Regions from separate parts of the Mus musculus genome. Here region 2 is linked to region 1. A link is a loop called in an ENCODE intact Hi-C map of the cell type or tissue named here. Cell type or tissue: left cerebral cortex. All regions are shown on one strand. Each heading gives the region's core, and the rest is flanking DNA. Links, peaks and the distances in the headings are about the cores only. Region 1 holds the start of Gm15420 (predicted gene 15420). Region 2 overlaps Pacsin1 (protein kinase C and casein kinase substrate in neurons 1).

Evidence for each region. Hi-C counts contacts between places; a loop is a spot of excess contacts. Peaks named below come from ENCODE experiments on the same cell type or tissue, not always from the same donor. Only the 100,000 strongest peaks of a DNase experiment are listed, where the experiment ranks them.
Region 2: a loop joins it to region 1, with 2.4 times the contacts of the local background. A loop is called at or near these places in 3 of 42 quality-filtered maps.

Annotation. Positions count from the first base shown.
Region 1 is chr17:27,632,434-27,647,609 of GRCm38, reverse strand. It overlaps Gm15420 (predicted gene 15420), which reads right to left and starts at 12,366. Exons shown (of 2, transcript NR_167724.1): 1 at 12,179-12,366; 2 at 10,742-11,040. Rps10 (ribosomal protein S10) reads left to right here and starts at 12,366. Exons shown (of 6, transcript NM_025963.4): 1 at 12,366-12,406; 2 at 13,135-13,284; 3 at 13,367-13,538. The coding sequence starts at 13,135. In left cerebral cortex, for the core only: CTCF peaks have their summits at 7,550 (motif pointing right) and 8,619; DNase peaks (open chromatin) are centred at 4,867, 8,378, 10,858, 11,261 and 1 more place; H3K27ac peaks cover 4,699 bases.
Region 2 is chr17:27,677,995-27,693,170 of GRCm38, reverse strand. All of the region lies in intron 1 of Pacsin1 (protein kinase C and casein kinase substrate in neurons 1), which reads right to left. Among named protein-coding and RNA genes, the nearest start is that of Pacsin1, 30 kb to the right of the region's middle. In left cerebral cortex, for the core only: a CTCF peak has its summit at 8,096 (motif pointing right); DNase peaks (open chromatin) are centred at 5,501, 6,928, 7,525 and 8,070; H3K4me3 peaks cover 3,703 bases; H3K27ac peaks cover 3,804 bases.

The DNA.
Region 1 (15,176 bases), core at 3,746-11,745:
GATGGGGTTTACACAGAAGACACTGCCTCAGGGCTCAGCATGGAACCTTCTAGTCTGTTGCTCTCCTTTTTTTTTTTTTTTTTTTTTTTTCCGAGACAGGGTTTCTCTGTATAGCCCTGGCTGTCCTGGAACTCACTTTGTATGTAGACCAGGCTGGTCTCGAACTCAGAAATCTGCCTGCCTCTGCTTCCCAAGTGCTGGAATCAAAGGCGTGCGCCACCACGCCCGGCGCCTGTTGCTCTCTGCTTCTCTGCTTTTTACTGCTTTTGGGTCTTTTGTTTTGGCTCTCAAGTATGCGTGAGTGTGCATGAGAGAGAGAGAGAGAGAGTTTGAGAGTGTGTATGTGTCTATGTGTGAGTGTGTGTGTGTGTGTGTGTGTGTGTGTGTGTGTGTGTGTATACACATGAGTACAGTCTTTGTGAACTCATGTATGGGTATGTGTCTGTGTGTGAGCATATGAGTACAGTCTATATGTATTCATGTATGTGTGTGCAAGAGTGTGTGTATGTGTATGTGAGCGTGTATGTATATGAATATAGTCTCCATGTACTCATGTATGTGTGTGTATGCATATATGTATATGAGTGAGTATGTGTGAGTGTGGGTGAGTGAGTGAGTATGGGTGAGTGTGGGTGAGTGTGTATGTGTACACATGAGTACAGTCTCCATGTACTCGTGGACGGTGTGTGAAGGGCAGAGACTTATGACGGATGACTTCCTCCTCTGTCACTTTCCACTTCAGTCTTTGTGATGGGGTCTCACTGACTCCGGAGCTAACTGCCTGGGCCAGGTTGGTTGGCTTGTGACTCTGTCTGTCCCCTCAGCACAGGGATGACACACATGTTGCCACCACACCTGGAAGTTTCACACGGGTTTGGTCCTTATGCTCGTACAGTAAGCGCCTTACTGACTGAGCCACCACCACCTCCCCCAGGCTCCAGTCTTGAGGGGATGGTGTTTTATTGCCAGTGAGTGGGGGCTTTGCCTGCTTGTATGTCTGTGTACCATGTGTGCCTCGGATGTGAGCTTATCTCAAAACACAGCAGAGCTGGTGTGTTGTGCTGGTACAGGACTTTGATCCCAGTGGTAGAGCGGGTGGGTTTCTCTGAGTCCATTCTACAAAGCCAGTTAGTTCCAGACAAGGCTACGTAGTGAGACTCCATCTCGGAAGCAAAACAAAACAAAACCCAACAACGACAAAACAGGGTGAATAACGGACTGTGTTCTTCATAAGGGAGGTTACTGTATGTCCCAGGATGTCATCGATACAATATAAAAATGACCTCAGTAAACAATCAAAAGTTCTAGCCAGAGGCAGCTTGGAAGGTCACCAGAGGATTGTGGGTACGGCTGGCAGGAGAGCGGCTCACAGACAGAGGTGGAGACGGCTCAGCTCTCCCTACAGGGTACTCATGCTGGTACAGGACTTTGATCCCAGTGGGTTTCTTTGAGCGGGTGGGTTTCTCTGAGCGGGGCTCGTTCTCTGGTAGAGGTGGAGTGGGGGCGTGGCTGGGAAGGAGTGATTGGTGTTTTCTGCCAAGGGTGACTCCCTCCACCATCTCTGGCATCTGTCTTGGTCTCTGACCAAAATACCTGTGGTGCTCCTAAGTGGCAGCGTGCCCTGTGTCCCTCAGTCCGCCCTGTCCATTGGACTCTACCTGCAGCAGAGTGAACAGAGTGAAACAGGGCCCCATTTTGGAGCACAGCCTGCCCTGCCCCCCACTGATCTTGAACTCAAACCAGGAAGAAAAGCCACGGAGGCAAAGGCAAAAGACTCAAGGACAACAGGGTCCCCAACAGCCCTCCAAAGCTCTGAGACTTGGTCAGAATGTAACACATCCCAGCACCTGAGCCCCGCCTTACTGCCTGGTATGGTTGGCGCTGACCTTGGAGAAACTGCTGCAGATCAGGAAACCACATTAAGTGAGCACCTGAGATGACCTTGGTCCCTGACACCTTGAATCAGTATCCCTTAATGAGAACCACCTGCAGTAACGGCGAGCATCACCATGTGAGGCTACCTGAAGAAGTGTCCATTAAAGCCAGGCCCGAGACATTGCTGTGGCTCCTGGTTCCAGCTAAGAGCTTGGCAGCTCATGTGTCTAAGTGTCAAGGATGACTCTGAACTCCTGATTCTCCTGCCATCATCTCCCAAGTGCTGGAAGACGGGTCTACAGCAAGTGTTTGGAGTCTCAGAACACAAGGTACTTTCCCACAAAGATGTCTGTCCCTGAGCTGGCTGATGCAAACCCAGCCAAACTAGAGATGTTCTGAAGCTGAGTCCCCAGCCCCATCTGGACTCAAGAGGCCAAGAACAGAAGATTTACAGCTAAATGCAGAGCCATCTTGACCCAACCCTCCATCCGAAGTGGAGGCCCCTGCCCTCCCCAGCTTCTTCTATATCCCTCCATGATGGGACACGTGTTTCCCAGCCTAAGTCTTTCCCCACGCTCCTCCCCACCCCCAAGGCTCACAGCAAGGAAATGGGAATCCCACTGCCTATGTAACACACTCTTAACAAGCAAACAACTTGTTCTTAAAAAGTATCCATTTGCCGGGTGTGGTGGCACACGCCTTTAATCCCAGCACTCGGGAGGCAGAGGCAGGTGGATTTCTGAGTTCAAGGCCAGCCTGGTCTACAAAGTGAGTTCCAGGACAGCCAGGGCTATACAGAGAAACCCTGTCTCAAAAACAAAACCAAAATAAATAAATAAATAAGATAAAAAGTATCCATTTTTAGTTTGTGTATATGGGTTTTCTCTCTGCATGTGCATATGAGCACCATGTGCATGCAGTGCCCATATAGGCCAGAAGAGGGCGTCAGATAGCCTGGAACTATCATCACAGGTGTCTGTGAGCTACCCTGTGCGTGTCCTGGCTATTGACTTCAGGTTCTCTGGAAGAGCAGCCAATGATCTTAACTGTTGAGCAATCCCTCTAGCCCTAATTTTCTGTTGTAGTTTTGAGACCAAGTTCTTGAGTTTGTGGTCATACCACACTGAACACACCTGATCTCATGTGATTTCAGAGCCTGGCTCATACTTGTATGAATGGAGGACAGAGTCTCGTGCAGTCTAGGCTGACCTTAAGCTTGCTATGTACTGAAAGCTGGCCTCAAGCCCCTTGACCCTCCCGCTTCCATCTCCCAAGTTTGAGGATTACAGGCATGTGGCACCAAGTCTAGCTAAGTCTTTCATTTTAAAAAGACACCTTGTGTGTAGTGGGGGTTGGAGGGGTGGGAATAGGGTGGAGGTGGTAGGTGTGCCTGTGTGTGAGTTATGGGTGCATGTATGTATGGGTGCATGTGTGTGCTTGTGTGCATCTATGTGTGCATGCATGTGTGTGTATGTGCACACGCGTGTGCACACACGTGTTTTATTTCGTTTTGAGACAGAGCCTTAGGGTGTAGCCCTCCCTGGCCTGGAACTCAAAATCCTCCTGCCTCAGCCTCCCAAATTCTAAGATGGAGGCTGTGCCACCACACCAGACTCTAGCTGCAGGTTGAGGGTCAGCTTGAAGACATTCCGAGTTCAGGGCAACGTAATGAAATGATGTCATTGGAGATGAACACGGAAGGGAGGGTGGCTCAGCGCTCTGAAGCTCCCAGAGGCTTCTTCATACCTCCCAGGCGGCTTCATGTGAGGCTCCTCCCCTCTGTGAGCGCAGGGGCAGAAATCCCCTTCTTACTGAGGGACCAGGACGCATGTGGGACCTGACCAGAGGCAGGGTCAGGCATAGTGAAGTGGGCCCATCGCCCTAGTACTTGGGAAGCTGAGGCAGAAGTGTGATGAGTTCTTCGAGAAGGGACAGCCTGGGCAATAGTGTGAGTTTCAGGCTAGCATGACCTACAGAGTGAGACTCTATCTCAAAACGGGGGGGGGGGGGGGGGAGGGGCAATAGTGCCCCACGCCCTTGATCCCAGCACTCTGGAGGCAGAGGCAGGCAGATTTCTGTGAGTTTGGGGTCAGCCTGGTCTTCAAAGTAAGTTCAAGCATTGGCAGGCAGAGGAAGAAATGTCTTTTGGAGTTGGAAGTTAACCTAGACTACAGAGTGAGTTCCAGACCAACCAGGGCTACACAGGGCTACTGAAACACTGCCTCAATAAACAAACAAACAAACAAACAAACAAATAAAAAAAACAAAGCCGTTTAATCTTCACCTTGATGTGATAAAACGAGGCACAGAAGACATCTGGGAGAGGCTCAGAGCCCGTTCCTGGTTTAGACACAGCTTCTTCTTCTTCACTGGGGAAGTGGAGCAGCCATATGGCAACAGCCTGGCTGGCTTTGCCGCTGGGGGGGGAGGGGGAGGAGTTGAGGAAGGAAAGGAGAGCGCACTGCTCTCTATCCATCCAGTGACAAGGCTTCAGGGGGCAGCTGGGCTTAGTCCCCCACAGCTATGCCCTGGGCACAGCGAGGTGGGGAAGAAGAACCACTTTGGGGGTTGTTTACATTATTGTTGTTGTTATTTGTTTGTTTTAAATGTGATATATTGCCAAAAAAGATGTAGAATTCCTGATCCCCCTCCCCATCTTACCCAAATGCTGGGGTACAGGTGTGAGCCACCATGCTAAGTGTATAGGGCTCTGTGGTTCTGGGGGCCTCCAACAGAAGCCTCATAACACCCCACCAGACGAGCCACATCCCCAGATCCTTTAAAGTGAGCTGACATGTCCGTCTCCCACTTCATCTGCCCTCAGCTCGTGTTCTGTGAGTAGCGGGGAGCTGTTATGTTAGAGAGATGAGAGTTTCCAGGTCAAAGACAGAGAGAGCCAGCCTCCAGCACTCCGGGGCTGTGAAACGCGTCTTCAGGGCTGCGGCCACCCACGCGGATTATTTATGGTGCTGTCCGTGAGCTGATTTGTGATTTCTTGATGCTCCATCTGGCCCTCACTGGCAAAGCTCCCAGCTTGACTTCCCCTGGCAGGGCCATATGTCCTGCCAGCCCAGGGAGGCCTGACAGCAAGGGGGGTGGGAGGCAGAGGAGAGCTAGTTCCTTGCCACTGCCCTGGCTGCCTGTGCTGGGGCCCCTAGGATCCACCGAGCAACTGCCTGCCTGGGTAGGACTGGGACAATGGGACTCCTCCTCCCCACCCTTTGGTGACATCACTGCCAAGTGTCCTGAACCATGCAGATGGCACTTGCATGGGCTCTGGATTGGACAAGCCTAGACTGGAATCTTTTTTTTAAAAGTAATATATTGTAAATGAGTGTGTGTATGTGTGTATATGTGTATGTGTGTGTGCATGTATAGGTATGTGTTTATTTTTTTTTTCTTTTTTATTCCCACACTCCACCCACAGGTATGTGTTTATTTGTGTATATGTATGTATGTATGTGTAAATGTATGTATGTGTGTATATGTATATGTGTGTATGTATAGGTATGTGTGTATGTGTGTATATGTGTGTAGATGTATATATGTGTTACTTATGTATGTGTGTATGTGTGTATATATGTGCATGTATGTGGGGTTTTTTCTTTTTTTTTTTTTTGGTTTTTTGAGACAGGGTTTCTCTGTGTAGCCCTGGCTGTCCTGGAACTCTCTGTAGACCAGGCTGGCCTAGAACTCAGAAATTCACCTGCCTCTGCCTCCCAAGTGCTGGGATTAAAGGCGTGCACCACCACGCCCGGCTGTATTTGTATTTGTGTGTGTATGTATATGTGTGTATGTGTGTATATATGTGCATGTATGTATATTTGTGTGTGTATGTATATGTGTGTATGTGTGTATATGTGTGTATGTGTGTACATGCATGTGTATGTGTGTATATGTGTATGTATATGCATGTGTTGTGTGTATATGTATGTATGTGTGTGTATATATGTGCATGTATGTATATGTGTGTATTTGTGTGTATGTGTGTGTATTTGTATGTCTATATGTGTGTATGTGTGTATATGTATATGTGTGTGTGTGTATTTGTATGTCTATATGTGTGTATGTGTGTATATGTATATGTGTGTGTGTGTTCTTGTCCCTCACCATGTGTCCAAGCTACCCCCACCCAGTATGGCAGGAGGCTCCACCACTCTCCATTTCACCAGCCTGATCTGGAATCTTCAAGAATGGCAGTGCTCCCTACCACTCTGTTCATCAGAATACAATCTGTGTTCCTCCTCTTGAGTCCCAGAGGGTCTCCAGACTTGCTCCAACATGAGGCTCACAGCTCCTGCTTGCTCTGACATGAGGCTCACAGCTCCTGTTTTTGCTTCTGTCTGGAAGCTTCTACTGGGCTAGAAGGAAGCCCCCATCACTGAACAGTATGTTGCCAGTAGGGGAGAGAGGCCCCAAGCTGAGGCTTTGTGGACCTTCTAGCCTAGTCTACCACCAGCTCAGAGAGCAGCTGTAGGGTCACCAAGATGTGGCAGGCAGGGTTTACCCTGGGTGACCAGTGATGCCCACAATGCAAGAAGGTGAGGACAAACCAGTAACAGCCACAGGGAAACCAGGCAGCCAGAGTAAGAGATGGTGAGGTGGCCCAGGCCTGTCAGATCAACACTCAGAAGGTAGAGGTGAGAGGATCAGGATTTCAGCCATGAGGCCCTGGGTTTGAAACACCCAGAACTCAGCACCACGTCAGCAGCATGTGGCGGTTCATGTCTGCAGCCCAGGATCTGGGAGCTGAGGCAGGAGACTCAGAAATTCAAAGGTGTCTTGGCTGCATACCAAGTGTGAGCCAGCCTGGGCTATATAGTAATAATAACAATGATAATAATAATAATTAAATGACAAGAGGCCCTGTGTCAAACTTTATAAATAAACACCAGGCACGGTAGTGCTTGCCCGCCTCAATCCGAGCACCTGGGAAGCAGACACAGGAGGACTGCTGTGAGTTCGAGACCAGCCTGGTCTACATGGTGAGTCTCAGGACCTCTGAATTGTGCATCTAAAATGGTGATTTAAAATCTGTGTGTGCGCACACCTGTGTGCCAGTGTGTGTGTGTGTGTGTGTGTGTGTGTGTGTGAACCGTACGTGTGTGCAGGTGCCCACGGATACCAGCAGAGGGTATTGGATCCTCTGGATCTGGAGTTCCAGGCTGTTGGAAGTAGACTCACTGGGTGCTGGAAACTGAACTTGGGTCCTGTGGAAGAGCAGCAGGTGCCTTTAACTAACAAGGTTATCTGTTCAGCCCCTCAAAAAGGTCATTTAAAAAATTAACAGAGCTGGGCGTGGTGGCACACGCCTTTAATCCCAGCACTCGGGAGGCAGAGGCAGGCGGATTTCTGAGTTCGAGGCCAGCCTGGTCTACAAAGTGAGTTCCAGGACAGCCAGGGCTACACAGAGAAACCCTGTCTCAAAAAAAAAAAATTAACAGGAATAGAGATAGCCTTTGTGGACTAGCACACACACACACACACACACACACACACACACACACACACATATTGTGGGCGGACATTTTGCTGCCGGTTCTCCATTGTCAGAGCCTTTACCCACTGAGTCCTATGACGGTCAGTTTTATTTTTTTAATTCTTTTTTTTTTTTAAGATTTATTTATTTATTGTATGTAAGTACACTGTAGCTGTCTTCAGACACTCCAGAAGAGGGCGCCAGATCTCATTAGGGTTGGTTGTGAGCCACCATGTGGTTGCTGGGATTTGAACTCAGGACCTTTGGAAGAGCAGTCAGTGCTCTTAACCACTGAGCCATCTCTCCAGCCCCGACGGTCAGTTTTAAAGCCAAGTGGTCTCATGTGCTTGCAATACCCCCACACTCAGGAGGCAGAGGCTGGAGGATGGTGTGTTTGAGGCCAGACTAGGCACGGTGGCCCAAGCCTTTAATGCTAGCGCTATGGAGGCAGAAGCAGATGGATCTCTGTGAGTTCAAAGCCAGCCTGGAGGCGTTTAGGGGAGGAGGGAGAGGAGACAGGGTCTTTTCAGGGTGTGGTGGCACATACCTTGTGTCCCAGCAGTAGGGAAGCAGAGGCAGGAGGGAGGACTGCCACAGTTTTAAAGCCAGCTGTGGACTATAAGAGCGTTCCAGACGAGTCCCAGGCCATAGAGACAGTGTGCAGAATCATCATTCACGAAACGAATCCAGGACACAAGACAAAAGATCTAATGGGCTATAAATTGGTACCCATTTCCCGGCCTCTGCTTTTCTCACCTTGGCGCTGGTTTAATCTAGTGGAGGAGAGACACAGAGGCAGGCTGGGGTAGAGGCACTATCCAAAACAGGTAAAGGTGTGGTCCCTACAGGGTCAACCCTGGATGGTTTTCCTGTGTGGAGGGGACCACCAGACTCCACGCAGAAGAGTCGAAGCCTTATCCAACGCACCAGATGTAGACGACGCAAGCACGCGTGGGTGCGCGATTGCGTTGGGAGCATACCAGGCGCTGTCTACCTACGAACCACAACCTCCTGCGCTGAGAGCTTTAATGGGGCCTTGCAGCACAGATGGCTCTTCCGAGGAGCCTCTGTGTGGGTGGGAAGAGGCGCCGCGCTCCAGGCTCGGAAAGCTATTCTAGGTGTGTGAAGGGCGATTGCGAAGAGGTGAAACACAAGCTGTCTGCAGAGCATTATCTGGGTTATTGTTTGAGGGGGAAGAGTTTGTCTGCATCCTTTGCCTCTAAAGCCCCAGGGGGTCAGTGGCGCTACCAAGGTTGTGCCCATAGGGGGCGCTGCTCCCCCAGGCCTCCTCCTGTTCCCGATTTAAAGGCCTAAGAACTAAGCCAATACCAACTATCTTTATTGATTTCCCGCCTGGGGAGAACCCTAGGAGGCCCAAGAACCTAGACCCCGGCTTCTGCTCTGGGTTCCCGACTTCAGCTGCTCAGCTACATCTGGGCCACCAGGTCGGCTTACATACTTTCAACAGTAAGATTTTCTCAACCTTCCTAATACTGTGTCCCTTTAGTACAGCTCCTCATGTTATGGTGGCCCGACCATAAAAGTATTTTTTTGGCTACTTCATAACTGTAATTTTGTTACTGTTATGAATTATACTATAAATATCTGATATACAGGATATCTAATATGTGAACTTCTCCTCCCCAAAGGGTTGCAACTCTCTGGGGTGTATTGTATATTGCATACCAATTTAAAAAAAATACAGGGCTGGAGAGATGGCTCATTGTTTAAGAGTACTAAGTGCTCTTCCAGAGGACTGGGTTCAAATCCCAGCACCCACATGACAGCTCACATCTGTCTGTAACTCCGTGGTCTGTAAAAGAAAGGAAGAAACGAAGGAAGGAAGACAAGTGCCAGGCCAACTGTAGATATGTCTGCCCTGGCAAGCATAAAAGCCTAGGCTCAGTCTCTAGCACTGGATAAAACTGCAATGGTTGTGCCTCTGAGGTAGCTGTGTGGGTAAAGGCACTTGCCACTGAGCCACTGAGCCACTGAGCCCCTGAGCCACTGAGCCTGACCATTTGACCCTTTGCCCCCCACGCTGAAGGGAAAGAACCAGCTCTCTCTCTTTTTAAGATTTATTTTCTTTCTTTCTTTCTTTCTTTCTTTCTTTCTTTCTTTCTTTCTTTCTTTCTTTCTTTCTTCTTCTTAATGAGACAGGGTTTCCCTGGCTGTCCTGAACTCAGAAATCCTCCTGCCTCTGCCTCCCAAGTGCTGGGACTAAAGACTTGTACCACCACCACCCGGCTAAAATAATAATAATAATAATAATAATAATAATAATAATAATAAAAGACGAGCCTTCAGGCTCTGAAGTAAAGAGCCAGCTCCAGAGCTCCTGACTGCACCCAGAGCTAGAGCCGTTAGCATAGGGACTGAGGGGAGACTCTGGTATTTCTCTAAACCTCAGGGGCAGCTTTGTTGTGTTTTGACTTGGGTCCACTAGAGGATTCTGTTACAGTTTGTCTTACAAAGGCAGTCTCTTTAAAACATACCTCACCACGTCTGCTGTTGTTTGAAATCCTCCAGAGGACCCCTGGGAGAGCAGTCAGTGCTCTTAACCACCCCGGCACCCCCCCACCTCCTGTAGCTGAGGATAAGCTTGTACTTGCCGGCCTCCTGCCTCCACCTCTCAAGAGCTGCGGTGACCGGGTCTTAGCCACAGCACACCAGGTTTATACTTTATACAACACTCAGGGCTTCCTGAGGGCTAAGCTGGGATGGTGCCAGCTGAGCCACAGACTCTCACCGCTCCGGCCGAGGTCACATTGTCCTGGCTGTTGTCACCCTGGCTCTCTACCACACAGAGCCTTCTCTGCCTCCTCCCTCTTCTGAGTCTTCTATGTAGGCTTTGGCTTCCCCACTCCCACTCCGCTATTCGCTCCTACCAGGCTCCAGTCATTTTCTTTGTATGTTCTTGGCATATTATGGGTTTAAATATTGCTTGGGGCTGGTGAGATGGCTCAATGGGTAAGAGTACCTGACTGCTCTTCCAAAGTTCTGGAGTTCAAATCCCAGCAACCACATGTTGGCTCACAACCATCTGTAATGAGATCTGACACCCTCTTCTGGTGTGTCTGAAGACAGCTACAGTGTACTTACATATAATAAATAAATCTTTAAAAAATATATATTGCTTGATGCATGCATTGCTCCTATCCACTTCAGCCCAAACGGCTTTTAGGCCCAGTGTTGGGGCCTGGGTGTCTGGCAGTTGCAAGGTAGCCAGGGAATCCCAAGATATTTATCCTACATCACCAGAAATTTGGGAGCTCTTGGCACAAAACCAATACAACTGAGATGAAGCCAAGCGTGGGGGTTGGGGAGCACAGTTGTCGGGAAAGATTCAGATGGAGCCGGCAAAGGTCACAAAGGAGAGCAGAGTCCTCAGGAACAAAAGGCTTTTATGGATTTCCTGGGATGAGCTAACTGGAGGGCCCATTAGTTAACAGCAGCGTGGGAGGCAGAAGCAGAGGGTAGCTAGGAGTTCCAGCCCAGCCTCATCTCCAGCCGGCCAGTCAGAGACTCCGCCTGGAACTATCTTGTTTTAGATGCTTACAGCCGCACCTGGTTTCTCAGCACTTGAGGCTGTGGCTGGGAGATCTCAAGATTGACCGCAGCCCAGGCTACAGAGCAGGACCAGACTGTGGCAGCCCATCTCAGTCCCCCATCAGACAACTGTAGACCTGCGGTGGGTGGAAAGACAGAAGTTAAAGCAGCATGGGGGCGGGGGAGGGGAGAAAAATTCCTCCCCTTGGCTTTCGTGTTGATTGACAGACAGTAAATGTCAACACAATACAAATTGTCTGTAAGGAGTATTTTCAGGAGCTGTCCTCCCAACCAGAGGTGAGGCAGTCCTTCACCTCCTCCGGTGCTGCCACCACGCATGGTCAGTTAATTTGATGCTGGCTTCGTGCTTGTGGCCGGGGTGTTGAGAAGACAGCTCATCAACCAGGCATGGTGGTGCACGCCTGCAATGCCAGCATTTGTGAGGCAGAGGCAAGAACAAAACCTTGTCTGCAATAAGCGAACACACACAATAAAGAAACCGTTTAGTCAGACAGGTAAAGGAGAACTAGAAATTAAAATCAACAAGGTGGGGTGCATTTCTTTGGGCATGGCTGGTTTTGTTTTGAGACTGTGCCTCTAGCTGGCCTGGAACTCGCTGTTTACACCAGGCTGGGCTTGAACTCAGGGAGATCTGCTTGCCTCTGCATCCGTACTGCACATCATGCCTTGCCTTTTAAATTAATTACTATTATTTATTATTATTATTATTATTATTATTTTTTTTTTTTTTTAGGGAGGGTCTTACTTGGATGTGTCTCGCCTGGACGCTACCCTGCCTGATGACTAACATTTCTTTTTTTGTTTGTTTGTTTTTCGAGGCAGGGTTTCTCTGTGTAGCCCTGGCTGTCCTGGAACTCACTTTGGGGACCAGGCTGGCCTCTGAAATCCGCCTGCCTCTGCCTCCCGAGTGCTGGGATCAAAGGCGTGCGCCACCACGCCCAGCATGACTAACATTTCTTATTTGAGAGGCTTTACGAAGCGTAAGTAAAATTTACTCCAGTATAAGCAGGGTTAATGGGGATGTCAGTTTCTTCCTGCGAATGAGTCTGGAATGTGTAAAAAGTGTACCAGCCATGTATGCTTTTTTTTTTTTTTTTTTTTTTTTTTTTTGTCCTTCCGGGACAAGGTCTCAGGTAGCTCAGGCTGGCCTAATCTATCCCTGAACTCTTAGCCCTCCGCCTCCATCCCCACCGGGCAATGCGGACCGGCCTCTCTGCACCAAGCGCCTGCACCCCAGCTCCGGACACAACTCACGGGCTAGCAATCTCCAGGTGGGGGCGGGGTGGAGGAGGGGGCGGGAAGCGTAGCGGGATGGCTCGCACATGCGTCCTAGCACCGTCCCCACTCCTCAGGCACTGCCGAGGGCACCCCAGGCAGCGCGCGGGTCCTGCAGGGAGGCGGAGCCGCGCAGCCCGGAAGAGACGCTGCGCCGCGCACGCCCCTTCCTTTCCAGCCTCCGCCTCGGACCCTGCAGCCGCCGCGGTGAGTTCCTCCGGCGTCCGGGCTCCATCTGTCGCCATCCGGGCCGCAGCGCTGCCGTTGAGGGCCCGCGTCCTCCGGGGGAGGCGAAGGCCGTACTCGCCCTTCCAGCCGCTCGCCGCGCCGTGCCCAGAGGGCTTTTGTGGGGGGACGCAGCTCTGCGACTCAGAGTCGACTGAAGAAGACCGGCGTCCCGATGGCGGCGGGTGGAGGAGAGGAGTTTGAAGGCCACGTGTGGCGGGAAGCGCCCGGGCCAGGGGTTCGGCTCCCGCCTGCGTGCGTCCCTTTCGCGGCAGACCCCCTCTCTCCTCCCTGCTACCCTCCGGTCTCTGCGTTACCTTTGGGGAGGACTTTTCAGGGGAGCACCGAGCCCGTTACTTTAGTGCTCCCTCTGCGCAGGAAGTGGAGCCCTTTCTCTGGCCCCTCCTTGTATTCTTTAAGGAGTCCCCCGATTTTGCTCTAGGTACGACCTCTGGTTCTGATGGCCCCCAAGTATGGTTGACAAGGTTCTGTGTCTACCTCCCACCCCCAGTCACTTGGCTGTGAGAGCCGTGACAGCAGATACATGGGTGCCTTTTGTGACCCTATTGCATTAACTTCCTGGTAGCTTTCCTCCAAACTGTGGAGGTGGAGGGACCTGGTCCCTATGGTGCCTGTCTGGCGTTTTCACCCTGTGACAGTGGTGATTTGGATTCTGGCCATGATGCTAAACCGTCACGTCTTTTTTGCAGATGTTGATGCCTAAGAAGAATCGGATTGCCATCTACGAACTCCTTTTTAAGGAGGGCGTGATGGTCGCCAAAAAGGATGTCCACATGCCTAAGCACCCGGAGCTGGCAGACAAAAATGTGCCCAACCTTCATGTAATGAAGGCCATGCAGGTGTGGAGAGGGACACAGGTGGGAATAGGTCTGCCCTTCCCGAGGAGCCAGCTGCTGACTGACATGTGTCTATGTCCTGCAGTCTCTCAAGTCTCGAGGCTACGTGAAGGAACAGTTTGCTTGGAGACATTTCTACTGGTACCTTACGAACGAGGGCATCCAGTATCTCCGAGACTACCTGCACCTACCCCCGGAGATCGTGCCCGCCACCCTGCGTCGCAGCCGTCCCGAGACCGGCAGGCCTCGGCCCAAAGGTACTGATTCTGATTGCCCCAAGGGCCGCCTCAGAAACCGTTTTTTGGGGGTGTATTGGTTGCACAATTGCTTTTGAGATAGGGTCTCATGAAACCCAGAGGGGCCTTGAGGTCCTTATATAGCTGGGAACTTTAAACAATCTCTGATCCCATCTCAGCCTGAGGGTTGGAGGTCACAGGTGTGTTCTACCTCTCACAGCTTAGACTTTTTTTTTTCTGGTTTTTCAAGACAGGGTTTCTCTGTGTAGCCCTGGCTGTCCTGGAACGCACTCTGTAGATCAGGCTGGCTTCGAACTCAGAAATCCTCCTGCCTCTGCCTCCCTAGTGCTGGGATTAACGGCGTGTGCCACCACGCCCGGCTGCTTAGGCATGTTCTTAGAGCACAGTGGTGTCAGGGCAAGATCTCAGGTGATATCCCAGAATTCTGTGAGATGGCCTTGAATTTGAACAGTTTTCATGGCTACAGCCTCCCCCAATGCCTGAGTGTGACCCGGTGGTGTGGCAGAGCACTGTCAAGCAGAGTGGTTTTGTGTATTTACTTGGCCAGGGGAACAGAAGTGAGGAGGAGGAGGAGGGAGAAGCCAGCTGTGTATAAGCATGACCTGAGGGTATGCTTGGGGGGGGGGTGTCTGGAACGTCCCTGGTTCCTGAGATCACTGCTGGCCTGCAGTCCCTTGAACTAATGTAGTATCTACAGGCTGAAGTGATGGGGTAAAAATATTCCTGAACACAGTTGGGTTTTCCTGGAGAGTGCTTAGCCCAGGAAGTTGTGCAGAGCACACCTAAGGGATCCTAGCAGTTAGGGGGTCTGTGTCTCTGCTGAATGAATACCCTGGGTGAAACCAAGTTCGTTAAGGAGCCCGTGGTGGTGCATACCTTTGATCCCAGCACTTGGGAGGCAGAGGCGCTGTTGAGTTTCAGGACAGCTAGGACTGACTATACAGTGATATTTTGTGAGTCACATAAAGTCAAACCAAAAAATAAAAATTAGAAATTTGTGGCAATAATTTGGGCACTTTGAGACAGGGTTTCTCTGATTGTCCTAAATCAGATCAGGTTGGCCTTAACTCAGATCTGCCTGCCCCTGCTTCCTGAGTGCTGAGATTAAAGGTGTGTGCCAACCCACCCAACCTTCCAGGTAAAAATGTTAATCCTACCTCCCGCTCAGGAAGCAGGGGCAGGCTAGGCTATAGAGCCAGATCCCCTCTAAAACCATTCTAGGTGGATATGTGCTAAGTAAGTCCCTCTGAGTGGGGTGTGTGGGAGGCAAGGGTAAACTGGAAGGTGTGTGGAGGTATGGAGACAACTTTGAAAATTGTGTCTTTTCCCAGTGAAATCTGTGGTCAAGTTTAGGTCTCTGAGATTTCATAGCATCGTTTATGGACTGAACTGCCACTGGCTGCTTGCTTGTGGTCTGGTTTTTTGTTGGTTTTGCTGTCCTGGAACTCACTCTGTGCCAGGCTCCTGAGTGCTTGGATTAAAGGCTTGTTACCACCACCCAGCTTGTTTTAACCAAGATGTGAGGAACCGAAATACTGGTAGTGATAATTTCCTGTGGGGACATCAAAGTTTGTGGCACTGTTCTGGGTGTGAAGGACTGATACTCCTTTATAGTCTGGCTCCCAGAGAGAGCTGGAA
Region 2 (15,176 bases), core at 4,821-12,820, 44 kb before region 1:
GTCGTCCCCAGTACACTGGTCTTTCCCGAATAAACCTCTTGCAGTTTGCATCAAGACCGTTTCTCGTGAGTGATTTAGGGTGTCGCCTATCCTGAGTCAGAACATGGGGGAGTCCTCACGATGTGGGTTTCAGGACACACAGGGCTATATAGCCTGACCCTGTCTCAACAAAACATGAACACAGACGTTTCAGTGATGCAGACTGAGGGCCGCAGGTTTGCGTGTGTGTGTGCTACCCACTGAGCCATCTCCCCAACACATGAATTGTATGTCAAAACCAAAGCAAAGGTGGTGCTTGGGGGCGGGTATTTAAGAGCACTGGCTGCTCTTCCAGAGGACCTGACTTCAATTCCCAAGGCCCATGGTGGTTCACAACCAGCTAACTCCAGTCTCAGGGATCTAATGTGCTCTTCTGGCTGTCATGGGCCCTGTATGTAATGTTCATACAGATATACATACAGGCAAAACACTCATACACATAAAGTAAAAGAAATTTAAAAAGGAAGTAGGGTGCGGTGGTACAGCCCTTCAATACCAGCACTCAGGAAGTAGAGGCAGGAGGACATCTCTGGGTTTGAGGTCACCTTAGTTTACATAGGATATCTAGGGCTATCTAGCTTTACCCTGTCTCAAAAACAATGACCAAAACCAATCCCACCCTCTGGCCTAATAAGGAAAGAATGGCCAGCCTGGGTGCTTGGCTGCAGGGTGTGCTCTCAGCACACAGCAGGGGCAGTGTGGCTATAACCAGCCATGCCAGGCTAGTAGTGCACAGGCCACAGGCAGCATGGCTTCCTGGAATCTCCTGGGCTCCCAGGTGAGGTAGCATGTGGCCCGTGAAAAGTCCACTCACTATGAGCTCTGTGACTCTAGGCAAGATATGTGCCCCTCTGGGCTTTGCTGGAAACTGACTTAAGAATTAGATGAGGCTGGAGAGATGGCTCAGCAGTTAAGAGCACTAACTGCTCTTCCAGAGGACCTGAGTTCAAATCCCAGCAACCCCATGGTGGCTCACAATCATCTGTGATGGGATCTGATGCCCTCTTCTGGTGTGTCTGAAAACAGCTACAGTGTACTTCTATATAATAAATCTTTTTTAAAAAATGAGGATGAGCCGGGCATGGTGGCACACACGCCTTTAATCCCAGTACTTGGGAGGCAGAGGCAGGCAGATTTCTGAGTTCTAGACCAGCCTGGTCTACAGAGTGAGTTCCAGGACAGCCAGGGCTACACAGAGAAACCCTGTCTCAAAAAAAAACAAAACAAAAACAAAACAAAACAAAAAAAAAAAGAGGATGAGGAATTGGAGAGATGACTTAGTCTTTAGCAATACTGGCTGCTCTTCCAGGAGACCCAAGTTCGGTTCCCAGCACCCATGACCAGCTGTAACACCGCACACACAAACATATACCATACACATGATTAAAATAAAACAATATTAATTAAACAAACAAGTAAGTGAGCAGGCTCTAGGCCCTCCACATTCCAGCCCCTCAGGATCCGACCCACATGGGAATGTGCTTAGAGAGGCAGACAGGGTGGGGTAGTGGAAGCGAGGTGATGTCAAATGAGCACACACGTACACACAGAGGCAGGAGGAGCTTCCTCTCCACAAAGCGCCATGTCCTCTTAATGACAGGGCTTTCTGTCAGGGGTCAGGAAGTGGCTGTGGCCGGCATCTGGCACTTCCTGGAACATGCCCAACAGGCTCCTGGACTTCCTAGACAAGAGGCTACCACATCCAGTTTCCCTCCAGCCTTTCACCATCAGTAAAGACAGGTGGTCACCAGGCCACACAGAGACGGAAAACGCACAGGCTCAGGGATGTAACTGTGGAGAGCGTGTCCAGGGGGCATGGGAACATGACGAGGTTGAGGGGGGGGTGACATCATTCCATGGGGACCAGCTGCCCAATGAGCCAGCATGACTCCAGGCCACAAGGGTCATGGCAACAGCCAGCAGGCACCAGGGTTGTCTGTCCTATGCTTTGTGCACGGTGAGCAGCAGCTGGGGCTCATGTCCCACGCCCACCTGGTTAGACTGAAGGGACACACTGCAGGCACTGTATGCTGTCTGTACATCCCTCGGCAGAGTGGAGGCTTTGGTAGTGGCGGGGCGGGGGGGCATAGCAAAAGAAGCTCTCCCATTATGTGCACACCCATGGACAGCCAGCCCTGGGGGGTGCAGGAAGTTTGGGGGCAGAAGAAAGGGGGAGCTGCAGACTGCTCCCCTGTGCAGCATCATGGGAAGCCCTGCTTAACGAACCCCCTAATGCTAGGGTTGGGAAATGCACCACTTTCTCGGGCATTTGGACCAGGCATGGGTTCCTAGACGTTCTGGCTCCCCACCCCCCACCCCAATTCATGATGGAGTGTCCTCAGATGTCACAGCCTCAGAAGCAGTGTGAGCTGACAAGTCGCCCTCCCCTCATGCTAGGCTGAGCTGCAGCCCCTTGCCACTGCTGGTGACAAGCTTAGCTGTCCCCAGCTAGTATTTACTGGGTGTCTAGTGTGTGCTAAGTGCTTGTCCACACGTAAAGATGGAGAAACTGAAGCACAGGGCAGGTAAGGTGGCACATCCAGAGCCACTGAGGTGGTAAATAGTGGGACTGGATCTGCCTACAGCTACAGTTCCCAATGGTCTGGTTCCTTCTGAGCCCCACTCCAACCCCCGGGAGGTGAGGAGGAAGTCAGATACAGGGATGAGGACAGAGGCAGTGTGGGAACTAGAGCTTTGCTGAGCGCTCTAAGAGGTGTCTTCCCAGAAATCCTTAGGGGAGGGACTGGTTGTCACTTCAATCATGAGGAGACCTAGTGTTCCAATTAGGACTTGACCCTGGCAGAGGGGCTGCACAGTGTATAGTCTTACAACACAGACTGGAGCCAGCAGGCTTGAACTCATCTGCACCTCAGTGGTCCCATCTGTAAAAGGGGATGATGTTTCTGAAGTCACCCTTTATTATTCATTAGCTGCCCCTGGTGTGGGAACTGTGGCAGCCCTTTCAGGGGAGCCCTCTCTATGTGAGGCCAGTGCACCCCTGGTGGGGTTCTAACTGCCACCAGCCACTGGCCACCACTGGGGAGATCCTGGCTACATCTCTTAATGGAGGACAGAATCTCCATTTCCCTATGTGTGAGGTGGCAAAACAACACCTGTGGGTTCTGGCCCCCTCCTGGTGTGCTAGCCTCTTCTTTAAACACACCCTCTTCCTCCACAACCCATGGAGATAGGCTCCTCAGTATAGTAGGGTAGGTGAGGCTCAGGTAGAGCAGCAGGCCAAGGTCACAGTGGGCAGGAGACTCTGGGCTAGCAGGGTCCTCCCCTGTCCCTGCTCCCAGGTGTTCAGCCCAGCACTGCAGTGTCCCTCCAGACCTCCTGGCCAGCCACAGCTGTGTCAGATTCTGCTCATGCCCAGTGACTTCCATCACTCTCCTTCCTTAGCGATGGCAGGGCAAACTCTGTACCGGCTGATTTTGTGTGTCAACTTGACGAGGGCTGGAGTTATCATAGAGAACAGAGCCTCCCTTGAGGAAATGCCTCCATGAGGTCCAGCTGTGGCATTTTCTCAATTAGTGATCAAGGGGGGAGGGCTCCTTGTGAATGGTGCCATCCCTGGGCTGGTAGTCCTGGGTTCTATAAGAGAGCAAGTTGAGCAAGCCAGGGGAAGCAAGCCAGTAAGCAGCACCCCTCCATGGTCTCTGCATCAGCTCCTGCCTCCAGGTTCCTGCCCTGTGTGAGTTCCTGTCCTGACTTCCTTTGGTGATGAACAGCAATGTGCCCCACCCCCACTCCAGTCCCTGAGCCTCCTCTGGTCGCTCTCCCTCAAGTGTGCCGCTCCTCTGCCTCTCCTCCTGAGTTTCCAGCCCTCACCCACCCTCTCCTCACACCTCTTCTTCAGTGTAGGTTCAGGGTACCACCCCGGCTTTGCAGTGAGCTGCCCATGCCATTTAGGACTGAAGGTGGGGTTCAAATCCCAGCTCTGACACTTCCCAGTTATGGGCGGGCTACTTCAACTACTGGTGTCTCAGTTTCCTCATTGGGAAGCTGGTTGAGGGGAGGTCCACACCATATAACCTGGGGCAGAGGTAGAAAGCAGTGGGCAGAGGTAGGCCTTGTTCTATGGCCCACACCTTCAGCTAACACAGGAAGCTCTCATCTCGGACACCCCCTCCCCGGGAGTCCAGGCTCCCGGCTTGCTTCTTCTTACCTTCTCTTTAGACCTCTGCCTGAGAAAGCTACGGTGATACCCAGCTGTTATCCCAGCACTCAGAAAGTGCAGGAGAATCAGGAACTCAAAGTTGTCCTCTAGTCTATAGCTAATTTAAACAGGTTTGAGCCATAGCAGACCTCCCATGTCCCCAACAAACCAAACAAATGCTAACCACCTGATCTGCGTTTCTACACCTGGAGCTCCCCAAGGGGCTTCTTTAAGAAATGATAAACTCAGACATTAACTGCCAAAGGAGGCAGGAGGCAGGAGGCAGGATCCAGCCTGACCTCTGCTGCAGAGAAACAGGGAGACCCAACGCCCAGTGCTCACTGACTGAGTAGCCAGAAGCTTAGTGGACTCCGCCAGCAGAAGGGGTTAGAGGGAGCCCCAGACCATCAGGGGGCAGCCTCTAGCCCAGTCTTACCCACATCCTCTCTGCACCATGCAGGCTGAGTTCCTCCCTCTCCCCTCTGTAAGTCGCCTCCAAACACAGCCCTACCTTCAGCCTGCTTCTGGCCTGGCGAAGGAGCTAGCTTGTCCAGCCCCACAGATCAGCACAGCTTCCCTGGGTGAGCTGTTCCTGAATGGAAATGCATAAGATGCCCCCACCACCTTAGGGTGCACACATCCCATGAGGTAGCTGGTGACAGTAAAGAATGCCCAGGCACTGGGAACCTAGAACTGCCCAGCAGGAGTGAGGCTCCGGCTTCACCCCAGGGCTTAGATCCAAGACCGAAGGGCAGGCACAGAGATCCGAGGGATTCTAGCTCCCACCTTCCATTTTTAGGTTTTCAGGGATTCTACCTCCCTGCTTGCCTCGGGGCTAAGTTTGGGGTGGTGGTCCTAAGTGAGGCACCCATTGGTGGGGAGCAGACATGGGAGCTGGCTTAGAGTAAAGCCACCTTTTCTCTGGTCTGAGTTCATGGCCCTCTCCAGGCAACAAGCTGTCTGTCCTGAGCTCACAGCATCCATGCCTGCCCTGAGCAGAGTCAGGGATGCTGGCTATGTGGGCGTGGGTAACACTACATCCTGCTAAGGACGAATCAGGCTCCCCCACCGTATAGAATCCAGGTGACAGGGAGACGGGAACATTGGCTCTCTTTGGTGGCAAGACAGGTGTGGTGAGGGCAGATGTAGCAGCTTGCTCACCCTACTTTTCAGTCTCTCAAAGGGAGTCACATCACCAACCCTGCCTGGGCGCCTGGTTATGACACTGCCCTCCCACTTCAAGGACCAAATCCCAGAGCCCAAAGCTCCAAAACCCCTGAGGCAGGGACTCGGGCTCTGTGTGGCAGCAATGGCTCTCAGGAAGGATGCCAAGCGCAGCCGGGGAATTCTGAGCCTCTGGGGATGAAATTCTAAAGGGGTTGGACAGGCAAGAAATGGGAGGACCAGCAAATGACAAGGCAGGCTGTGCTTTGACAAGTGCTGTGGAGAACCTCGGCACAGAGGAGGGCAGGGAACAGCAGCCGGGGCCAGCAACCACGCTACTCAATACAGATGGCCAGAGAAGACCATTCTGAGGTGACATTTGACCTGAGGGAGGTAAAGGAAAGGGCTTTGAGAAGCACTCAGCCAGAGGACCCAGCCAGTGCAAAGGCACTGAGGTGGAATCAGGGCTTCTATGGGTTAGGTGGTTGCAGCAGATGGAGGGGGGAAGGGGGGATGGGGACGGGGGCGGGGCCAGGGAGTGGATGCATCCTGGTCTTCCAGCTCAGGATACCTGACTTTTTCTGTCCCAGTGATACGGGAGCCACTACCAGGACTGAGGAGATGTGAGGTGTGGTCTAGGTTTCATTTCCAAGGCTCTCTGAGAAGCCCACAGGGAGAACAGAGCCTTGTAGCTCATGGCTGGAGGGCAGGGTACTCGGGAGAGTCGGTTACAGGAAGGAAGAGAAGGCGAGTGCGGAGATACTATGCCTCTGGAGTCAGGAAGACCTCTACTGCTAAGAGGAGTGGAGGGGTGACTTCAGAATTGGGCTCTGGGCAGCTGACATGGACTGAATGGAGCTGCTTTTGGGAGCCCAGGACCCCGTCAGCCCCAGGCCTTTGAGTACCAGGACCTTCCTTGGGCTCTCTCTTAAGTAGAAGAAGCTCCGAGGAAAAGTGGGGTCTCAGCCTGGTTTCCAAGCAGGTGGTTTGGTTGCAGACAACCAGAGATGAATTACGTACCCTGGGAACCCCATCCTGAGTCTAGTGGCAATGGAGTACATGCCAAATATCATGCAAAAACTGAACTCTGCCAAGAAGAGGGGGGTGGGGAGGGGGCAGACAGGGCAGGGAGGAGGAGGCAGAGGTCACTCAAGGGGCAGTGCTGGCTAAAAGCCTCTGTCTTCCAGACATCACTAAGCCCAGCTGGGAGACCAAGCTGACTGTCTGAGGCCAGTGGGTCTGACCGCAGAAGGCAGGGCAAAGCAGCTCAAAGCTTCAGTGAGGGAGGGAAGAGGTGGGGAGCCGGAGTTCAGAGAGGTTTATCTGCACCCCTGTCCCCATTCTTGCCTGCAAACCTCTGGTCTCTCACCTCCCAAGCCCCTGAGTTTAAGGCGTGAATCCGTACCCACACTCCCAGACAGTGTACTCGAAATTTGCAGAAATCAGCACCACCACAAACCACAACAGGTTCCCACCCTGCAGCGGGTCCTCTGACCAGAGCGCCCAGGGAACGTTAGGAGGCCCACGCTTCTTGAAGGACCAAGCTATGCCAGGGTGGGTGTGCTGGCTCTGTCCACTCTCAAGGTAGCCCTCTGAGCAGGATTTCCTGGCTACCCCGATTCAGCTCCTCCCAGTGCCCCCTCCTCCGAAGCAGCAGCAGCGGTAGCGTCTCTGCAGTGTCCCTGTTCCCAAAGTAGCAGGGAGCAGGTCCCCAGGAGCACCGCTGCAGAGGGGCAGAGAAGCAGAGGAAGGCCACAACATAGAGATCCCCGGCTGGCTGGGGCCTGGGACCAGGAGCCCTTACAGGTCATCCCATTGGCAAGAACAGCACGGAGGGGGGGGGGCGACCGGGGGCGGGGGGGGGGCTGACTCAGCCCACTGTACAAGCCCACCCAGGAGTCACCCCCAGAGGTTCTGGTGTCAAATGGGAGGTTCGTGACAAATGGCCAGACTAGCAGATCTCTGCCCCAAGGCCAGTGGGTCTGGCCGCAGAGGGCAAGGCAAACCATCACGACAGTAGGGATGGGAGATGAGCGCCCTCTCTCCACGCCTGGCCCCTCCCTGTCTGGCACCGACCTGGGGGAAACACATAGCGCAGTGGTAAGACTCTAGCCCCTTAAACCCGTTGTCCCCAGGGAGTGGGGCAGCTCTAGAAGTCTGTGGTACTGACAGGGAAGGAGATACAGAGGAGAAGAGACAAGACGACAGACAGGAGACAAACCCGATGCGATGCAGAGATCAGGTCCCTGGCCCCCAGAGCCCCTCGGACCTGTACGGACCTGCACAGACCTGCACGCTAGTTACCAGGTGCAGCCAGCAGGAAGAGGGGCGCTGGGTCCCCACTCTCCACGCAGACTTCTCCACACCCCCCCCCATCGCCTACCTGAGCCGGGCTGGGCACCAAGCAGGGGACAGGTGGGCGCTTACTGCCCCCGCTGGGCCAAACCAGGGTCGGACGGGCTGGCTGGTCACCTGCTCCGTGGCAGCGGGCAGGGCGGGAGGCGTCTGGCGTCTGGATTGGGGCTCGGTTCTCGGGGTCCCCTCCGGCGCGCTCTGGCTCGGGAGGCGACAGCGCCCGAACTGCAGGAGCCAGCTCCCCGCCCCCACGCGCCGGCCTCCCCCCCTCCCGACCCGCCTCCTTCCCCAGCCACCCACCGCCCGCTGCTCGTTTCTATGGCAACCGGGCAATGCTGCGCAAAGACGTCCTCCCTGGGTGGACAGCAGGGGACGCCCTCTTTCTGCACCACACCGCGGTGATCCGGGCGCAGGCGCGCCTCTCGTGAATTTTCGCTGCCGGCACGGGTTTGCCGACATCCCCCTTGGCCGCCAGCCTCGCTGCATGGCATGTGATGCTCTGGTCTTCACACTTCACTGAACCCTAAGCTTAATCATTGGGGATCAGTGACCAGACCCGCCCCGCCCCGCCCCCGCCCCCGCCCCCCAAGTTCTGCCATATTGACTGAAATACTGACACAATCTAGTACCTTAAGAGTTCATACCCATTATACGGATTCATGGATTTACATTCGAGACTGTGTTGTCCTGACTAGCTGGGGCCTCACTGCGCAGACTCACAGATCCTCCTGCCTCTGCCTCCATCCGGAGTGTGGATAGAGAAGAGCCAGCATACTGGTACTGCTTTATTAACAATAATTGACTGGGCAGTGGTGGTGAAGGCCTTCAGTCTCAGTACTCCACTCGGGGTGCAGAAGCAGGCAGGTCTCTTTGAGTTCGGGGCTAGTCTGGTCTACAGAGTGAGTTCCAGAACAGTAGAGGCGCGCGCGCATACACACACACAGACACACATACACGGTATTTTGTACATGCATGTGTGTGTGGAGGCCAGTGGAAAAGCTGGAGTTTGGTTCCTTGGGAGCTCAGCAGTTGGCCTGCACTAGCCAACCATAGAGCCCTATTGTCTCCACCTCTGCAGTACTGGAATTATAAGCATGTACCACTATGTCTCTGGTTTTTATGTAAGCACTAGGGATCTGAAGTCCGGTCCTTAAGCTCTTGAGTAAAACACTGACCGAGCCATCTCAAGCTTCCCGGGTTTTTTGTTGTTGGTTTGTTTGTTTTAAGATTTATTTCATTTATGCCTGTGCCTATGGACACCGGAACCTTTGCTTCTCCTGGAGCTGAAGGGCCTCCCAGATTTGGATTCTGGGATTCAAAGTCAGGTCCTCTGAAAGAGCGATACATACTAAGCCATCTCTCCAGCCACCCCTGTGTGGCTGTGTGTGTGGCCGTGGCTGTGTCTAAGGCTGCCCTTAAATTTGCTACTTGAACTCCTGATGTTTCTGCCTCCATCTCTGCAGAGTGTTCCATTTTATAGCCTGGATCTGGGCCTCAGAGTCATGAGAGCTCTCCAGTTGGCAACTCTGAGGCCCCTCAGCACTGACCTCTAGACAACACTACACACACATCTGACCCACACACCCAAGTGACCATCTGACCACACACCCACACATCAGCGCACACTCCCACTCACAACATACATGTCTCTCTATTACATGTAGTCACATGCATGCATTTCCACAAGTCTGTGAACCAGCTCACCTGTGCACATGAAGCATCACACATCCTTAAGACTTTGTGCACACATATGTACACGGATCCAGAATCCACAACACACAAACTTCCTATATCAGCCCAGCTTCCCCTCTGAGCCCTCAGCCTGGGTGTGAGGATGCTCCCTGAACACAGCAAAGTGCCCTGAGCTAGGCTTGAACCAGGAACTGCTCCACAGATAGGGTGTAGCCATGGGGTGCACCCGATGCTAATGAGCTGGACCATTTGGCTCAGCTGTGTGCTGCTGAAGGAGAACCCGTAGGGCAGAGTCAGGTCACCGCTGCCCCACCCTGTAACTCTTCTTTGTGAGCCAAACTTGATGCTACATGGAGCTCCTGGCCCTGGGCTCACTCACCCCTAATGCTGACCAAGCCACCTTCTGAACTCCAGAGTCCACACAGCCCTGTGGATGGACACAGGAGAAGTGGTGGCCAGAGACAAGAGGACCAGGGTCCAGGATACACAGCATGACTTACAGGACATCTGTCCCCAGCTGACACTACAATGAGGCCTGAGACAAGGGTCCCTGTAGCGTCTGTCTGTCAGGGACCCTTCTCTGCTGCCGACAGCCTTGTCTGAGAAAACACACACACACTCGTGCACGCACACATTCTGTGGCTGAGACCACTCTGACTCACAAGGACAGGGTTGTGCTATTACTTATGACTCAAGGTTCCCTTCCCATATATTTCCCCATCTGCATCTCCTCGTCCTCCCTGGTGATAGATTAGGCAGAGCCTCCTATTCCCCAGAAGTACGGTTCCCTGTGCCTATGGTATCTTTGCACACAGTTGTTCCTAGAACAAGATCCGTGCAAGACACACTCTGGGGTCACAGAGTTCCTCACACGTTCAGGGGGTCCCCAGCCTCCCCTGCTAAGATTCACGCTCCAGTCTTGTTTCATGGGCCGAGTTCCACCCCACCCCAGCACTGCCCCCCAGAGAGGGCAGATAAAAAAAGAAGACAAAACCTGTTTTGATAAAACAAAATGGGGGGGAGGTCTGTTTAGTTTTGTTTTTCCTTTTTTTGGTCCTGGGCACTGAAGCAGGGCTTCACTCGGATGAAGGTGTTCTACCAACATGCGGCACCCCCAACCATCTTTCTAAAAAAGAAAAAAGAAAGGAAACAAAGAAAACAATGTATAATCTTGGGGCAAGAAAGCACTTGGGTTAAGCGCCTTGGCTGCTCTTTCGGAGGACCGGAGAGTTCAGTTCCTAGAACCTATATGATAGCTTATGACTGTCTGTGTGATGGTTTGTATATGCTCTGCCCAGGAAGTGGCACAACTAGAAGGTGTGGCCCTGGTGGAGTGGGTGTGGCCCTGGTGGAGTAGGTGTGTCATTGTGGGTTTTAAGACCCTCACCCTAGCTGCCTGGAAGCCAGTCTTCCATTAGCAGCCTTCAAATGAAGATGTAGAAGTCTCATCTCCTCCTGCACCATGCCTGCCTGGATGTTGCCATGTTCCTGCCTTGATGATAGCGGACTGAACCTCTCAACCCATAAGTCAGCCCCAGTTAAATGTCCTTTTAAGAGTTGCCTTGGGGAGCTGGAGAGATGGCTCAGTGGTTAAGAGCACTGACTGCTCTTCCAAAGGTCCTGAGTTCAAAACCCAGCAACCACATGGTGGCTCACAACCATCCGTGATGAGATCTGACACCCTCTTCTGGGGTGTCTGAAGACCACTACAGTGTGCTTACATATAATAATAAATAAATCTAAAAAAAAAAAAGAGTTGCCTTGGTCATAGTGTCTGTGCACAGCAGTAACACCCTAACTAAGACACTCTGAAACTTCAGTTCCAGGAGCTCTGACACCTTCTTCTGGCCTCCAAGAGTACCAGGCATGCATGGGGTGCAAGACATACATACAAGCAAGAAGAACACTCATAAAATAAAAACTGAATCTAAAATTCTGCAGAGGTTGAAATACAAAATGGCCCACTTTAGATTCACACGTGTATCTCCCTCACTGAACAGCATCTGATTGAGTGTTTTTCAAAAGGAGAAACGAGGCAAGTGGAAGACAACAAGAACAGCATTAAAAAGAGTCCATAGAGGCTGGAGAGATGACTCAGTGGTTAAGAGCACCAACTGTGGGACGGCCGTGGTGGCACACACCTTTAATCCCAGAACTCGGGAGGCAGAAGCAGGCGGATTTCTGAGTTCGAGGCCAGCCTGGTCTCCCAAAGAGAGTGGGAGACCCTCTTGGCCCAAAAAAAGAGTACCAACTGCTCATCCAGAGGTCCTGAGTTCAAATCCCAGCAGAAACACAGTGGCTCACAACCACCCGTAATGGGATCTGATGCCCTCCTCTGTCTGGTGCACTCGTCTATCATGCAGGCACGGCACGCATGCAAATCGCATGTTCATATAAATAAATATGAGAAAAGTGAGTCCGGTGGTGGACTGTGAGATTGTAGTTAACAGGGGAAAGGCAATTTTAAAAGGAACAACATGGGATCAATAGGAATAAGAGTTTGGCTTTATGATGAGTTTTATAAAGACAATAAATTTACTTATAAAGGACATAGGATATTGTGTGTGTGTGTGTGTGTGGGCCAGGTGTTGGGGTACAAACCTTTCATCCAGTACTAAGTAGGCAGAGGCAGGCAGATCTCTGTGAATTCAAGGCCCCCTAATCTACACAGTGAGCTCCAGGACACCACAACTGTGGTGGTTCGAATATGCTTGGCCCCATGGGAAGTGGAACTATTAGGAGGCATGGCTTTGTTGGAATAGGCGTGGCCTTGTTGGAGGAAGTGTGTAACTGTGGGGTGGGCTTTTAGCCCTCCTACTGTTCACGCTCTTCCTAGTGTAGAAGGAGACCCTCTCCTGGGTGCCTTCAGAATAAAACATAGAACTCTTGGCTCCTCCAGCACCATGTCTTTCTGGATGCTGCCTTGCTTCCCCCCCCCCCCCGCCCCCATGATGATAATGGCCCAAACCTCTGAACCTGTGCGCCAGCCCTGTTGAAATGTTTGCCTTTATACAAGCTGCCATGGTCATGCTGTCTCTTCACAGCAATGGAAACCTAAGACAAGAATCTTTTTAACATCTCTTTTAATCTTTTAAGATTTTTTTTTTATGTCTATGACTGTTTGCTGAGCCGTCTCTCCAGTCTCACAATTTTTTTTCTTATGTGAGCGTGTGTGCACACGTGTGTGCACATATGCCCACCCCTATGAGGTGGTGAACTTCTGGAAGTTAGAGGAGAGCCCACGGGACACAGTTCTCTCATTTCACCACAGGGGTTCCAGGGTTGAGCTCAGGTGGCCAGAGTTCACCACACAAACCTTTATCTGCTGAGCCATGTCACCAGCACCCCCAACAAGTCTCTATTTCTCATGTGGGGACAGGGTCATGAGAGGTTGCCCAGTCTGGTTTTGACCTCATTCTGCAGCCCAGGCTGGCTGTCACCTTCCATCGTGGTGTGTACCACAGGTATACACCACCAGGCCCTGGTTCTTAGTAATGCCAAGATCCTAGTCCACATTCACCACACAAGTCCCTGTCAACCAGAAGACTGCTGCCAGTCGAACTAAGCCAGCCACAGACTACAGGAAATACCACAACACTGGAGATGTTGGTGCAAGGTGGCTAGCCTGCCCCCACCCCGCAGTGAGCTAGAGGACTCAGTTGCCCTGCCAGGCAAGAGAAGGCCTCAGCACCTACTAGGAAACAGACTCTGAGACTAAGCCATCTTCCCATGGTGAGAAAGTCAAGAAAGGGCCTGACTGGGCCTCTCTGCGTCAATCTTTATGATCTTTGTGACTGCATTAAGAAAGACTTAGCTGGAACACATGGCAAAGAGCCACTTGAAGTCTGTAAGGCTTAGAGCCAAGGTTGGTCCTCACCCTCAGCAGATCAAAGGTAAAACAGTCAAATTGTATCGGAAGCATGAGGTGAGGACCAGGGCCAACATCTAGGAGTTGGCTGCCAGTTTTCCTCCGGCAGAGAGGGCTCCAGAGCAGAGGCGCTCTGGAGAGGGTCACAGCTGGGGTGGGGAGGGGCTGTTTTCCAAGGTGCTGTCACACACACACACACACACACACCAGCCCCCAAGCCAAGTTCATCTTTCCTCCAAAGAGAGGTTCCACCCAAGACGATGACAGCTGCCCCTCCCAGTGAGTTTAACCTAGCCCATCTGCTTCCTGGCAGACCAGAGTCCTGCCATCCCACACTCTGATACCAGACGGACCCTGTGGGAGGAGCAGACCCTTCCCTTCTCTCTATAGAGAGAGTGTACTCTCTACATCACCCATACCATTAGCCTAATCTGGCCCACCTACATCAGGGAAGCTCCTCCCCCGACCCCGTGACCCAGTCACAGTCTTCTGCTCCCCCAAGTGTAGCTCCAGTTCTCCCATGACTGACCTTTGCCCTTGTTCCCACCCTTTAACCAGGACAGCCTAGACAAGGCCAGTGTGACGCAGAGGCCCACACAGCAGCTGCTCTCAAGTCCTCCCCTATGACACCCACTTCTGTCACCCCTGCTGTGGCTTCTTGCCCAGCCCCCAAAACACTCACCGCCCCTGCCCCCACCCTGGCACAATTATCCACGTGTTCCCCAGCACCAAGACCAATGCAATCAGGGCTCATTAGCTGTTGATTTGCATGTCATTTGCATAATGTTCTCTTGACTGCAAAATGCCAGAATCCTCCCCAACCCCTGAGCAGCTTTGCAGAAATATGACAGACAAGGCTCCACTGAGGGTCTGTATAGGAGGCTGAACACATGGGCGCTGGGAGGTGAACAGGCAGAAGCAGTATCAGAGCCCTCAGGCCTAGAGGAGGGCACTGGACGATGACTGAGCAGCCTGCTGAGTCCAGGCAGCAGGCACAGGGCTTGGTAGCTATGAAAACAGGAGTCTTGGGACAGCTAAGGCTCCACTGCTCAAAACCTGGGTCCAAGGCTGGGGATGAAGGTCAGAGGGAGAGGACAGACCTAAGCAGGTGGATGGGTAAGGGTTACACACACACACACACATACACACACGGATACACACAGATACATATACATACACACATACACACACAGATACACACACATAGAGATGACACACAGATATACACACACAGATACACACTCAGATACACACACACACACACAGAAGGAGACAGAGAGACACAAAGAGACAGAGAAACAGAGAAAAGAGACAGAGACAGCAGAGACAGAGACAGGGAGCAGGTACAATCTGTATTGCCCATCAGACAAGTAGAACTCTGGCTTCACCACAGGCATCCTGCTTCAGAATATGCACCTCACAAGCCTGGGGCTCTGTGTATGAGATCCTCGTCCGCTGGGCCGTGGTGGCACACACCTTTAATCCCAGCACTTGGGAGGCAGAGGCAGGCGGATTTCTGAGTTCAAGGCCAAGCCTGGTCTACAGAGACCCTCGTCCAATGCACAGCTGGAAGATGAAGCCGGCACCAACACTGTGCTGTGTCTAGATAAATCCCACGCTAGAGTCTTGAGTATGTTCAGCCAGTATTTCCTGAACACCTACTATGTGCAGTGCTACCCTTCAGAGAAGGGTGGGGCACACAGCAGATAACAAGCCTTACACCATCCATAAAATCAGGGTCATTTCATGCCAAAAGGGGATTTACATGATAGATTATGCAATTTCAAATGCTAGCCCCTGTTATCTGGGAAAATGAAGCTGGCTAAAAGGAAAGACGGTGAGTGTGAAGCCATTTTAGAGCTTGTGGTGCTCGGGGATGGGGCCCAGGGATGTGCTCTA